2 separate regions of the Homo sapiens genome follow, and region 2 is linked to region 1. Evidence: read pairs that join two places in POLR2A ChIA-PET (ENCODE). Cell type or tissue: K562. All regions are shown on one strand. Each heading gives the region's core, and the rest is flanking DNA. Links, peaks and the distances in the headings are about the cores only.

Region 1 (6,414 bases), core at 1,529-5,528:
TATTTTCTCCTAGGAAAAAAGAAGAGGGGAGAAAAAAAGAGAACAGATTAAATCAATGAACTTCAAGAGGCAGTTTTTAAAAAATGCTTTTACCCCGTTCTTTTTTAAAATTACTACTATACTTTAAGTTCTGGGATACATGTGCAGAACGTGCAGGTTTGTTACATAGGTATACACGTGCCATGGTGGTGCACCCAGCAACCCATCATCTACATTAGGTATTTCTCCTAATGATATCCCTCCCCTAGCCCCCCATCCCCTGACAGGCCCCGGTGTGCGATGTTCCCCTCCCTGTGTCCAGGTGTTCTCATAGTTCACCTCCCACTTACGAGTGAGAACATGCGGTGTTTGGTTTTCTGTTCCTGTGTTAGTTTGCTGAGAATGATGGTTTCCAGCTTCATCCATGTCCCAGCAAAGGACATGAACTCATCCTTTTTTATGGCTGCATAGTATTCTATGGTGTATATGTGCCACATTTTCTTTATCCAGTCTATCATTGATGGGCATTTGGGTTGATTTCAAGTCTTTGCTATAGTGAATAGTGCTGCAATAAACACATGTGTGCATGTATCTTTATAATAGAATGATTTATAATCCTTTAGGTATATACCCAGTAATAGGATTGCTAAGTCAACTGGTATTTCTGGTTCTAGATCCCTGAGGAATCGCCACACTGTCTTCCACAATGGTTGAACTAATTTACATGCCCACCTAATTCTTTCTAAAAGGATACATTTAGGATGATCTAACTAGAGCTGAGGAGTCTGTTCTACCTTAAATTGCATAGACCTGCAGTGGCAGATCATGCCAATTTGGTTAATAGAGGAGGCTGCCTCCATTGGCAAGGGTGCTAAGGCCACACTGGGGCTCAGAGGGGAGGTATCCCTATCTGCCATGGATGTAGGAGACAATGGAAGTAGCTGTACATGGTTCCCAGGGACTCCAGTTGCCTCCCAAGTCTGATCGCCCCACCTTTTATCTCGTGACTGTGAGGAGCCACCCCATCCCCAACCTCCATGCCCTTGGTATAGTGATAACACATTCCCTTGCTCAGAGGAGAAAATGACCCTGGGTTTACAAGCTAGGCCCCATCCACTTCCCAGCTACCCCCAGCGTAGCCTCATCACACTCACAGGCAAGCAAAAAAAATGGTACACAGCAGGTGCATAGATATTCCCTGATCGCTGCGTGAAACTGCTTAAAAAAGCAGGGGTGCTGTGTGAAGAATAACAGGCCAGGAAGTACTTTAATGTGGGTGATCAGGGAAGGCTCACTGTGTAGGTAAAAGTAAAGTCGAGTCCCAAGGGATAAAGAGGGATGGAAAAGGATGAAAAGCACCATAAGAAGGAATGAGACTATTTTGGGAGCAGCATATGTAACAGGCTGACAGGTGAAAAAACTTCTTGTATTTAAACAGACAGCATTAAAGAAGAAAAATACTGTCACCTCAGCATGGCTGGATCCAAGGAGGGGTGCTAGTTGGCAACAGGATGGCGGACAGGGCAAATAGACGATGAAAGGCATGGGAGGGAGGAAAGGGAGCCACAAGCACCTTGGAAGCCAGAGAATAACCAGATTTAACTTCATGCAGAGATGCCTGCCTGTGTGCTGGGGTGTGGAGGGTAGATCAGAGCTGACAGCAGCGTGGAGAATGAGGTGGCAGACTACTCTGATGGCCAAAACGAAGGGGTGGCTGTATTGCATACATGTTTTTTTCTTGGCTATATGTTATGATGTTTTCACATCTTCAAAAACCTCTCTGGCTGAGGAGATAATGTCCTCTTCTATGACTAGCCAGTTCTTAGAGATAGCCAGGGCTCAGCTAGAAGCATGCCTTTGATATACAAATGAACCAATCCTGAGCTGTAGATCTTCACCTGCCCTGCACACCCCAGGAGGCAATATGACTTGGCCTTAAGCATCCCATCAGGGCCAGGTACGGGACAACTAGGGGCCATCCCTACAGCCTAAAGCCCTCTGAAATTACTCAAACTAGTCCATCCTAAACTGTTCACCCTGCACTGTCTTTCCCATGGAAACCTCAATAAGGGCTCTGGCCTCAGTCTTCCCCTTGCTGCCTGTCTTCTGTCTCCTGACCACCCTTGTGTCTTTCCCATGTGGTCCCATGTGGTCCCATATGGTGTGCTATGCCTCCTGTCTTTGGGACCCGTGAGCATAATAAACATTGTTTTTTCCTGAGCTTTTCCTGTGTCTCCTCTTGTGATCACACTGGACTGACCATCACATAAAAGAATACATAACAGTGGCCTGTGTTAAAAAGTAGGTAGAGAGATGGAAAGTGGTAGATTAATCAAAATATACCTTGGCAAGAGAATTGATAGGATTTGGCTGGTCATGTAGGTGTCAGGGACAAGGGAGAAGAAAGAAACAAGGTTTCTGTCTAAGCAGTCAGGTGGACAATTGTAGCATTTTCTGAGATGTGTTGGATGGAAGAGGAATTGGTTTGAGGGGTAAGAATCATGAGTTCCCACTTGAATATGTTAATTTTGAGGTGTCTACACACTCCTAAATGGAGATGACAAGAGGCAAACAGACATTCAAGTCTGAAGTTCAACAGAGATATGGGCTAGACATGCAGTTGGAAGAGTTGTTCACATATGGAAGGTAGTTAATGTGAAGGAAATGAATGAGGCTGTAACTGTCTTTGCAAAATTATAACTAAATAAATTATGACAGTGAAAGACATCAGACCTAACCAATTCCATCTTGCTCCTAACCTCTAACCTGTCATCCATTCCTGGGCGTAGGCTTAATTAGCCTTGGGAAGGAATTTAGTTTATAGTTTAAATAATAGCCCTTCCCAAAAGCTAAACTGTTCTTGTAAAATGAATGAAGGCCACCAGCCACCAAGTTAGAATGAGAGGGGCTGGAATTCTAAATATTACCAGCCATTATTCTGGAGGTCATAAGATTTTCAGGGAGACTGATTTGAGTAATAATAAAACTTCAGTCTCCCGCATAGCGGGCTCTGTGTGAATTACTCTTTTCTCCTTTGCAATTCCCCTGTCTTGATAAATCAGCTCTGTCTAGGCAGCGGGCAAGGTGAACCCCTTGGGCGGTTACAAGGTTACCTTGTGAGAGAATGTAGAGAGAGGAAAAGGAAAGAAGCCGGCCCTGGGCTGAAGCCTGAAAATGTCAACATTTTGAAGTAGGATTGAGAAGAAACCCGGGAGGGAGGAAGAAAACCAAGACTGTGGACCTCTGGAAGCTAAGAGGAGACAGTGGCCAGCCACACACCAAATGTCATTGCTTTGTGAAACCACATCCCACCCCTGCCCACCCAGCAGCTGAGTCCCCCTTCTCTTCTTGGGCTCCCCCTGTCTATTCACGTTGCTGTACATGTTGTTTTTGGAGGTGGCTCTGCCTCCGGTATCAGTTAGTCTGTGAGCTTCCTGAGTGCAGGAGGTGTGTTTTATTCAACCCTGAATCCCCAGTGCCTCACATAGAGTACACGAGGCACTCCATTAATGTTTGCTGAGTGAATGAAATCAAATAAGAATGATACTTAAATTTGTTCTCTGGACACAGGTCATTTTCCAATTCTTTTCAAAGAGATTTCTTAGATGATTCCAGACTCAGATCTCATATCTTACAAACCCTTTATTATGAAATCCAGTTAAAGAAGAGAAAGAGTGGGATCTTCAGAAAGTGAGCTCTGTTTGGAAACAAAAAAGCTGGGCTGAATTCAATGTTATAACCCAACTTCCAGCTTTCCACACAACTGTGATGGGCAGTATTCCACAGACCCTGAGATGACGAGTTTGCTGGGTAAAGATAGTCTCAGGCCTCTTCCCTCTAAGTACCATATGAGCCAGCACATACAGCCCCAGACCCGTGGCAAAGTCAGAAAAGGCAGATGGCTGCAGGCAACTCATCCCCCACTGCTGAGAAAAGTCACTAGAGTCTGCATCCGAAGCACCAGCATTGAGTGCTGGAAAAGTCTTAGTTTCGGGTGCAAAAACCTAAGGCTGTGGCCACCTCTCTGTGCCGATGTCCTCACTTCCAGAGAAGTGGGGATGGTGGTAGCCACAGGCTTTGGAGTGATGTGGGGATGTGAGTCTCAACTTTGACAAATGAAGCTGGGTAACCCTGAGCAGTGGCCCTCATCAACAACTCCAGAAAGCTCTGAAAACCCAACACCTTTTTGTAATTCAATTGGCATCAAGGCCCTAACTGACATGAGGCCATTTATAATCTTTATCCCACTGAGTGAGGCTGTTTAAACATTTCTATGCATAAATATTGATGTATTTTATTATGTGGTGCTGCTGCACCAGGAATGTTATATATGATACATAATCCATGTCCAAAAAATTCTGAATTCCAACACATCTGGCCCCAGGGTTTCAGATAAGGGATTGTGGACCTCTACTGGATCACATTAAATTAATAGTGATGATTACAAGAGATAATGTTGCCCATAAAATATTTAGCACTGTGCCTGGCATCGTATAAATGCAGAAGAAAAAAAAAAGTCCACTAGTTCTTATTACTGATAGCCATAAAACAGGCTGTTGGGAGGATGCAATGAGATAGCACAGTGCCTGGTATTTAGCAAGTGCTCAAAACAGATTTGAAGGAAAGAAAGGAGGGATTTGGAATAAGAACATGTTATACAATGAAGTGCAAATAAATGCAAATGAAGGACTCTAAAGGTTTACCCATCTGTTCTGTGTCATAGCCTGATTAAGGATGCCTCAGAAGTGGGATGTGACTTTGATTCTCTTTGATCAAGCCTCAGGCGCTGCTACAACCCCCTATGTGTGCCGAGGAGGCAACAGAGAGGCTGGCTGTGTGTCCCAAGCCTTGCCAACCCCACCTGCTGAGGATCAAATGCAAATTGTAAGGAACGTTAGGCAGAGAAAGGTGAAAACTCTCACGGTTGGAAACATTGGCGCTTACATCAGGGATAGCCCGAATCAGACATACCTCCAAATCCCCGCTCCAAATACAGAGATGTTTATGATTTTTTTTTATTCCAAAAATTAGCATCAGAAGCAACTCTTGAAGCCCACTTCTTTCTGGAGCTTATCTATGGCTTGAATCTGCCTGCTTTTTTGCTGTGGTCAATCGTTACTCTTGTTTAAGACTTACAATTGGATGACCGGGTGCAAACCTGTAATCTCAGCACTTTGGGAGGCTGAGGTGGGCGGATCACTTGAGGTCAGGAGTTCGAGACCAGCCTGGCCAACATGGCAAAACCCCTTCTCTACTAAAAATACAAAAATTAGCTGGGTGTTGCGGCACATGCCTGTAATACCGGCTACTTGGGAGGCTGAGGCAGGAGAATCACTTGAACCCGGGAGGCAGAGGCTGCAGTGAGCAAAGATCATGCCACTGCACTCCGGCCTAGGTGACAGAGCAAGACTCCATCTCAAAAAAAAAAAAAAAAAAAGACTTAGAATTGGAAGCCGTCCGAACGAGCCAATTTTGCATCCTTCAGCAAAGCACTACAAATAGGCGGTGACATGCTTCCTGGAATCTGGAATCCAAGCCTCCAGGGAGGAAAGGTTGGCAGGGTGGCCAATGGGTCTTTTAAAACATTTTTATTTTTCTCTCTGGACAAAAAAATGAGGCATTTGGCAGCCATTGTGGTCTAAAAGTTCTTCCCTTGTGTGTTTGTCTCTCTGAATTTTCAACTGTGTAATTCTGAAGACTGGTGGTTCACTGTCCTACCCACCAGTAAGAAACATGGGTTTGGGCCAGGCACAGTAGCTCATGCTTGTAATCCCAGCACTTTGGGAGGCCAAGATGGGCAGATTGCTTGAGCCCAGGAGTTCGAGACCAGCCTGGGCAACATGGGGAAACCCCCTCTCTACAAAAAGTAGCTGGGTGTGATGGTGCATACCTGTAGTCCCAGCTATTGGGGAAGCTGAGGTAGGAGGATCACTAGAGCTTGGGAAGGTCCAGGCTGCAGTGAGCCGTGATCAAGCCACTGCACTGCAGCCTGGGCGACAGAGTGAGATCCTGCAAGAAAGAAAGAGAGAAAGAGAGAAGGAGAGAGAGAGAGAGAGAGGGAGGGAGGGAGGGAGAGAGAGAGAGAGAGAAAAGAAAGAAAGAAAGAAACAAGGAAAGAAAGAAAAGAAAGGAAAGAAAGAAAGAAAAGAAAAGAAAGTTCTAAAATTCTCCTTTCAAGGGGTGGAGCACAGAATTAGGACCTTCCAAGTATTAACACCCTGTCTTAAGTGGGAGAGTGGAACCCTGATGTCCCCTGGGTCCCACCCCTCAGAGGACTGGGTGAACTTGGCCAGCCCCAGTTGCACAGCCTGCAATGGTCCAGAGCCCTCCTGCCATCTCTCAGACCCTCTGCCTTAATACTCTTATACTTTCTCTCTGAATCCATCCTATGGCCCCAGACCATTTGTAGAACTCAGTTAACCAGAACTCAGCGCC
Region 2 (6,414 bases), core at 1,416-5,415, 220 kb before region 1:
TCTCCAGCTCTCATCGCCGCTCTTCAGCATTACCATGACTGTCTATCACCACCCTCTCATTGCAGACCAGCTTCCTTCATTTTCCAGCCCACATCATGGAAAACTTGCACAAGTCCAAGTTCAGCCATTCAGATAGAGACAGGTTTTTTTCTCCAGACCCAGTTCCAAAACTTCTGGAAGAAGAGCTTGATTGGTCCGGAAGCTGAGATTGTCCCGTCCAGTGGGGAGGGCCCACTCCTAAGTGAGTCATGGCCAGAGTTTAAGGCGTGTGTGATATGGCTGCTCCTGTGGTTCCTGTGGTGTTCCTGTAGGCAGAAGAGCAATTCCCAGAGACGTGTAGGTGGGAAGTGGGAGGCAGACAGAGCAATAGGCATCTATATAGTTGAGTCAGGCCAGATCATGAGATCATGAATGGGTGCAAAAATTGCTGAGAATGATGCCTTGGGCAGGTTGAATTTTGGTTGACTGCGGAAAGTCAGCCAGCAGGGGCAAGGAAGACTCGGTTCCCGGCTGCCCCAGGGTGCTCACAGGGGCTTGCTCAAGTTCAGTGGTCATTGCAGCCCATGGATAGTCAGGAACCAGCCAGACCAGAGGTGCTCAGGCCTTGGTGCTCAGGGAAAGAAAGGCTATATCAGTGCTCAAGGGCCCATCTACTCCCACGCAAGGGAGCCCCCGCCACACTGCTGTCTGGCATTTGTCCCACATTGTTCCAATTCTTACACCATCAGGCTTAAAAATACAACGCAACAACTGTAGCCTTCCAACTGTGCAGCCTCTGACTTCCACCTTCCATTCTAGTGACATAGTATTGAGAACATCCTGACTCACACCCATAAGTAGTTGCAAACTGAAATCGTTTTTCTTCATCTTCCATTGCAACGTCAGTCTGGCTTTTAAGCTACTTTTCAATTAAACTGATCCAGAAGCTTGAGAGAGAAGTGAGTAGAAAATGTTTTATTTGAGTTTAAATCACTAATCTAGGCAATAGCTGTGGGTATTCTGTAGCATTCATTTGAATCAGGAGGAAAAGAGCATCCAAGATTTAAAATAAGTACAAAAAGCATCCAAAATAGAATAATCAAATCACCAAATCAAATAATCAAATTGACTTAGTTGTTACACTGGGATCCTAATGAACCCCAATGTTAGCCCTACTTGACTCACGAGATTCTGGTAATGGGTCACTGATAAAGCCCAGGTAAAGCAACCTCACCCCCCCACCCCACCACCCCCAGTGCCCACCACACCCCGCCACTGCAAGGGAGTCTCACCAATGAAGGCCATCCATGAAGAGGGGCAGTCTTCAGTTCATTAGGAGAGTATGTATATGCTATGCTATGTATTTGCATAGAAATGAATAAGGTGCTTCCACATTCTCTCCTTTATTTGATCCCAACAAAGGGAGTTAGATAGGACAGATGTTATTTTATAAAGGAGGAGACTGAGTCTCAGAGAAGTGCTGTAAAGTATCCCCATTAGCCAGTGATACATAAAGAAGAAAACAATTGTTATAACTTCAAGCCCTTGACTCTTTTTTTTTAGCAGGGGGGTCAGAGTCTCACTCTGTTGCCCAGGCTGGAGTGCAATGATGCAATCTCGGCTCACTGCAACCTCTGCCTCCCAGGTTCAAGTGATTCTCCTGCCTCAGCCTCCTGAGTAGCTGGGATTACAGGTGTGCACCACCACACCCAAGCCCTTGTCTCTTTCCTTAATCCTCCCTCCCTCTCTTTCATCTTCCTCCTTCTCCCTTCTTCCCTTCCCTTCCTTCACTTCCCTTCTCTTGCCTTCCTTCTTTCCTTTTTCTCTCCTCCTCTCCCTTCCCCATCTCGTCCCTCCTTCCTTCCATAAATTTATTGAGTCTTACTATGGGTCAAGACCTAGGCTTGAAACTGGGGGTTTGAAAATACATGAGATCTGGTTACTGCTCTGAAAGAACACAGCAGGGGAACAGGTGTATCCAAAGCTAAAAATGGATACAATATGGAGGCATTCAGAGGCAAGGAGGACATTGAACTGGGCCTTGAAGGATAAGTAACACGACCAGGTAGAGGTCATGGAAATGGGAAAGGCATCCTAGGCAGAGGGAACAGAGAGAGCAAATGCCTTAGAAGACACACAAACATAGATTATTGGTGGGGTGGGCAGGGGAGAAGCCCTGGTGTCTGGGAAAGAAGGCGAGTAGGTGAGGCTGGTGCTAGATCAAGGAAGGCCTTGGAGGCTGTGCTAAGAGGTCTGGAAGGTGATGGGGGCTGTTGAAGATTTTTAGGCAGGGAAATGACAGGGTTATGTTTTTAAGAAAGATCATTTAGAGGCCATCGTGTAGTGGATGATTAGCACGAGATGAGATTGGGGGCACTGAGGCCAGTTAGGAGACTTTTGTGACAATCTAGATGTAAGATGATAACATAGGAGCTGAGGCAATGGGAGATGGTGAGGAGGGGCTTATTTCAAAAGATTGAGGAGATAGACTTGATAGGACTTGGCAACAGAGGTGCAGGCAGGATGATGTCTAAGGAGATGCAAGAGACTGGGCGTGGTGGCTCACACCTGTAATCCCAGCACTCTGGGAGGGTGAGGCGAGTGGATCACCTGACTCCAGGAGTTTGAGACCAACCTGAGCAACATGGTGAAACCTGGTCTGTACAAAAAAAAAAATTTTTTTTTAAATACAAAAATTTAGCCAGGCATGGTGGCATGTGCCTGTGGTCCAAGCTACTTGGGAGGCTGAGGCAGGAGGATCACCTGAGCCTGGGAGGTGGAGGCTGCAGTGAGCCATGATCGTGCCACTGCATTCCAGCCTGGGCGACAGCCTGAGACCCTGTCTCAATAAATAAATAAATAAGATGCAAGAAAGTAACCATGAAGTGGTTCATGCCACTTAATTCCTTCCCAAATAACATGTCCTTATCATCCCTTCCTTTCAGAGGATATATTTCTATTTATCTATTCTTTCTCTCTGATACGACTTTCTCAAGACTGGTTCTCCTTTCTGGTTTGGGCAGCAATATTTTTTTCCACTTCCTGTTTTCTGGTGTCTGATTCCTCAATAAACAAGGTCATGGTGAGAAATAGCCACATGTATACCTGGGGACTTTCTGCCCTGGTCACCAGTGATTGGACCAGGTGGGCACGTGAGCAAGCTGGGCCAATCAGAGTCCTTCTCTGTGTTCTTGAAATTAGGGAAAGAAAATGGCTGCTGCTTTCTTGAAAGAAATGGAAACTAGGTGGCTTTGGCTGATGATTCAAGTGGCTGTTTCTTGAGAAGTAAAAAAGCTGGTTTTTTAGTGAGTGAGAATAATGACGTCTATGCTCAGGGAGAAACAGATGAGAGAAGAAAGAGGGCTGTGTGGTTCCCATAGAACTTGGAGATGATGCTACCTTATCCTGAAGCCGGGATGTAAGTCTAGCCTTTGGCTCCCTGTTGCTTGAGCTAGCTCTGGTCGTACTTTCATACATTTGTCTACAGATGCTGTTACAAAACTCACACACCAATGACTATATCTTCTGGAAGTACCTTTGCCTTTGTGCAATTTACTCTCTAGATCCTTCTCTTTTTTTTTTTTTTTTTTTTGAGATGGAGTCTCACTCTGTCGCCCAGGCCGGAGTGCAGTGGCACAATCTTGGCTCACTGCAACCTCCGCCTCCTGGGTTCAAGTGAATCTCCTGCCTCAGCCTCCTGAGTAACTGGGATTACAGGTGCCTGCCACTACACCCAGCTAATTTTTTGTATTTTTAGTAGAGACGGGGTTTCACCATGTTGGCCAGGCTGGTTTCGAACTCCTGACCTTGTGATTTGCCCGCCTTGGCCTCCCAAATTCTGAGATTACAGGCGTGAGCCACGGCGCCCAGCCGATCTTTCCCTTTTTGGCTTATCACACCTGTTTGGTGTGTGTGTGTGTGCTTTGAGATAGGGTCTGGCTCTGTCACTCAGGCTGTAGTGCAGCTGTGTGATCTTGGCTCACTGCAACCTCTACTTCCCAGGCTCAAGCCATCCTCCTACCTTAGGCTCCCAAGTAGCTGAGACTACAGGCATGTGCCACCACGCCTGGCTTATTTTTTGTATTTTTAGTAGAGATGGGGTTTCACCATGTTGGCCAGGCTGGTCTCGAACTCCCGACCTCATGATTCACCTGCCTCGGCCTCCCAAAATGCTGGGGTTACAGGTGTGAGCCACCATGCCCCTCCAATCCTTCCCTTTTTTGCTTATCATGCCTGCTTGGGGTGTGTGTGTGTGTGTGTGTGTGTGTGTGTGTGTGTGTGCTTTGAGACAGGTCTGGCTCCTACCTTAGCCTCCCAAGTAGCTGGGACTACAGGCACTTGCCACCATGCCTGACTAATTTTTTGTATTTTTTTTTGTAGAGTTGGGGTTTCGCCACATTGTCCAGACTGGTCTTAAACTCCTGAGCTCTAGCTATCCTCCTGCCGCGGCATCCCAGCATACTGAGATTACAGGCATGAGCCACTGCACCCGACCCTGTTTGTTTTTTTAAGTAAATTTTTGAACTGAAGTATAACATACCTACAGCTGATGTGTTCTTTTTTTTTTTTTGAGATGGATTCTCACTCTTCACCCAGGCTGAAGTGCAGTGGCATGATCTCAGTTCACTGCAACCTCCGTCTCCCGGGTTCAAGTGGTTCTCCTGCCTCAGCCTCCCAATTAGCTGAGATTATAGGCACCTGTCACCATACTTGGCTAATTTTTAATTTTTAATTTTTTTTATTTTTAGTTGAGACAGAGTTTCACCATGTTGGCCAGGCTGGTTTCGAACTCCTGGCCTCAAGTGATCCACCCAACTCGGCCTCCCAAAGTGCTAGGATTATAGGCGTGAGCTACCGTGCCCAGCCTGATGTTCATTTTTAAACAACTCATTTGCAATTATTTTTAAAATCATCATTCTAAATTAAATATAAGAAATAATATTGTTATATCACCTCTAAACATTGAAAAATGTGCTGATGCTGGTAGGTAATGGACAATGGAGGTGTTGAGGGTAGGTGAATGGGTGTGGAGAAAGACATACAAATGGCCAGGCGCGATGGCTCACACCTGTAATCCCAGCACTTTGGGAGGCTGAGGCAGGAAGATCACCTGAGGTCAGGAGTTCCAGACCAGCCTGGCCAATGTGGTGAAACCCTGTCTCTATTAAAAATACAAAAAAATTAGCCGGGTGTGGTGGCAGACACCTGTAATCCCAGCTACTCAGGAGGCTGAGGCAGGAGAATCACTTGAACCCGGGAGGCAGAGGTTGCAGTGAGCCGAGATCATGCCATTGCACTCCAGCCTGGGCGACAAGAGCAAAACTCTGTCTCCAAAACAAACAAACAAACAAAAGACATACAAACAATTCAAGTATAATTTGAAAAATTAGAAGCATTTATTCAACAAATGCTTATTCAGTGCCCACTATGTACCAGGCACTGTAAAAAAAAAATGCCAGGAAGTCAGTCCCATAGAACTTAAGTGTTGATGGGGGTATATAAAAAGAGATGTGGCCAAACCAGGAAGGGTCAATTCATTTTACCCCAGGGATAAGAAATGGGGAAGGTAGCATTTGAGCTGGGCTTAAAAGGAGAAGTAGAATTTTGACAGTTGGAGTAGGTAGAAAAAGGGCATTATATGTTCAGAAACCAGCGTGAGCTAAGATATGGGGGAGTGATGGTTCAAGGACACGCTTGGGGAGTTGGGAGAAGACTCCTGTGGCCAGTGGTGGATTATGAGTTTGGGAAGGTGGACAGTGGCAGGAAATGAAGCTGGAGGGGCTCCAGGAGGCAGATTTCAAAAGATCTTGAATGCTACATATGACGGAGACATTTACTGTTCACCAAGTATCTATCTACCTACTTTCCACATTTCCTAGTCTTTTGGCAGTTGGAGGAACCACATGACTAGTTTCACCAATGGGCTATAGGCAAAAGCCACACATGTTAGTTCTGGGCTAAAGCATAAAAGAGTGAGTGTGAGCTCTCCCTTAGCTTTCCTGCCTCACTGTAATGAACAAGGCAGCCACGTCTTCCAAGTGCAACTTCAATATGGTGGCCTCTGCATCAGTCTGGGGTCCATGAGTGATTATGTGGAGCACATGCATTGGATATGTGTCATGAGCAAGAAATAAACTTTTGCTGTATTAAGACACTAGGATTTCGGGGGGGCAATTTGTTACTATAATATAACCTAACTTTTCCTGACTGATACACCAGGGTAAGAAATTCAGAATTTACCCTGGAGGTGGAAAGTAGCTTGTCTTAGTCAGTCTGGGGGGACTATAGGAAAATACCATGAACTGGATGGCTTATAAACAAAAGACATTTATTTCTCACAGTTCTAGAGGCTGGAAGTCTAAGATCAGGGTGCCAGCATAGTTGGGCTCTGGTGAGAGCCCTCTTCTGGGTTGCAGACTACCAGCTTCCATTGTG

Evidence for each region. ChIA-PET counts read pairs that join two places held together with the same protein. Peaks named below come from ENCODE experiments on the same cell type or tissue, not always from the same donor. Only the 100,000 strongest peaks of a DNase experiment are listed, where the experiment ranks them.
Region 2: POLR2A ChIA-PET joins it to region 1 with 6 read pairs; 2 of 35 experiments call an interaction of 5 or more read pairs at or near these places.

The regions. Positions count from the first base shown.
Region 1 is chr9:121,467,923-121,474,336 of GRCh38, forward strand. It overlaps GGTA1 (glycoprotein alpha-galactosyltransferase 1 (inactive)), which reads right to left. Exons shown (of 6, transcript NM_001382585.1): 2 at 1-9. Among named protein-coding and RNA genes, the nearest start is that of GGTA1, 29 kb to the right of the region's middle. RefSeq lists an enhancer at 4,401-4,963. In K562, for the core only: no CTCF peak of the experiment used is centred there; no DNase peak of the experiment used is centred there; H3K27me3 peaks cover 1,377 bases.
Region 2 is chr9:121,246,652-121,253,065 of GRCh38, forward strand. It overlaps a transcript of GSN not described here. Among named protein-coding and RNA genes, the nearest start is that of GSN, 18 kb to the right of the region's middle. RefSeq lists an enhancer at 3,169-3,218. In K562, for the core only: no CTCF peak of the experiment used is centred there; a DNase peak (open chromatin) is centred at 3,130.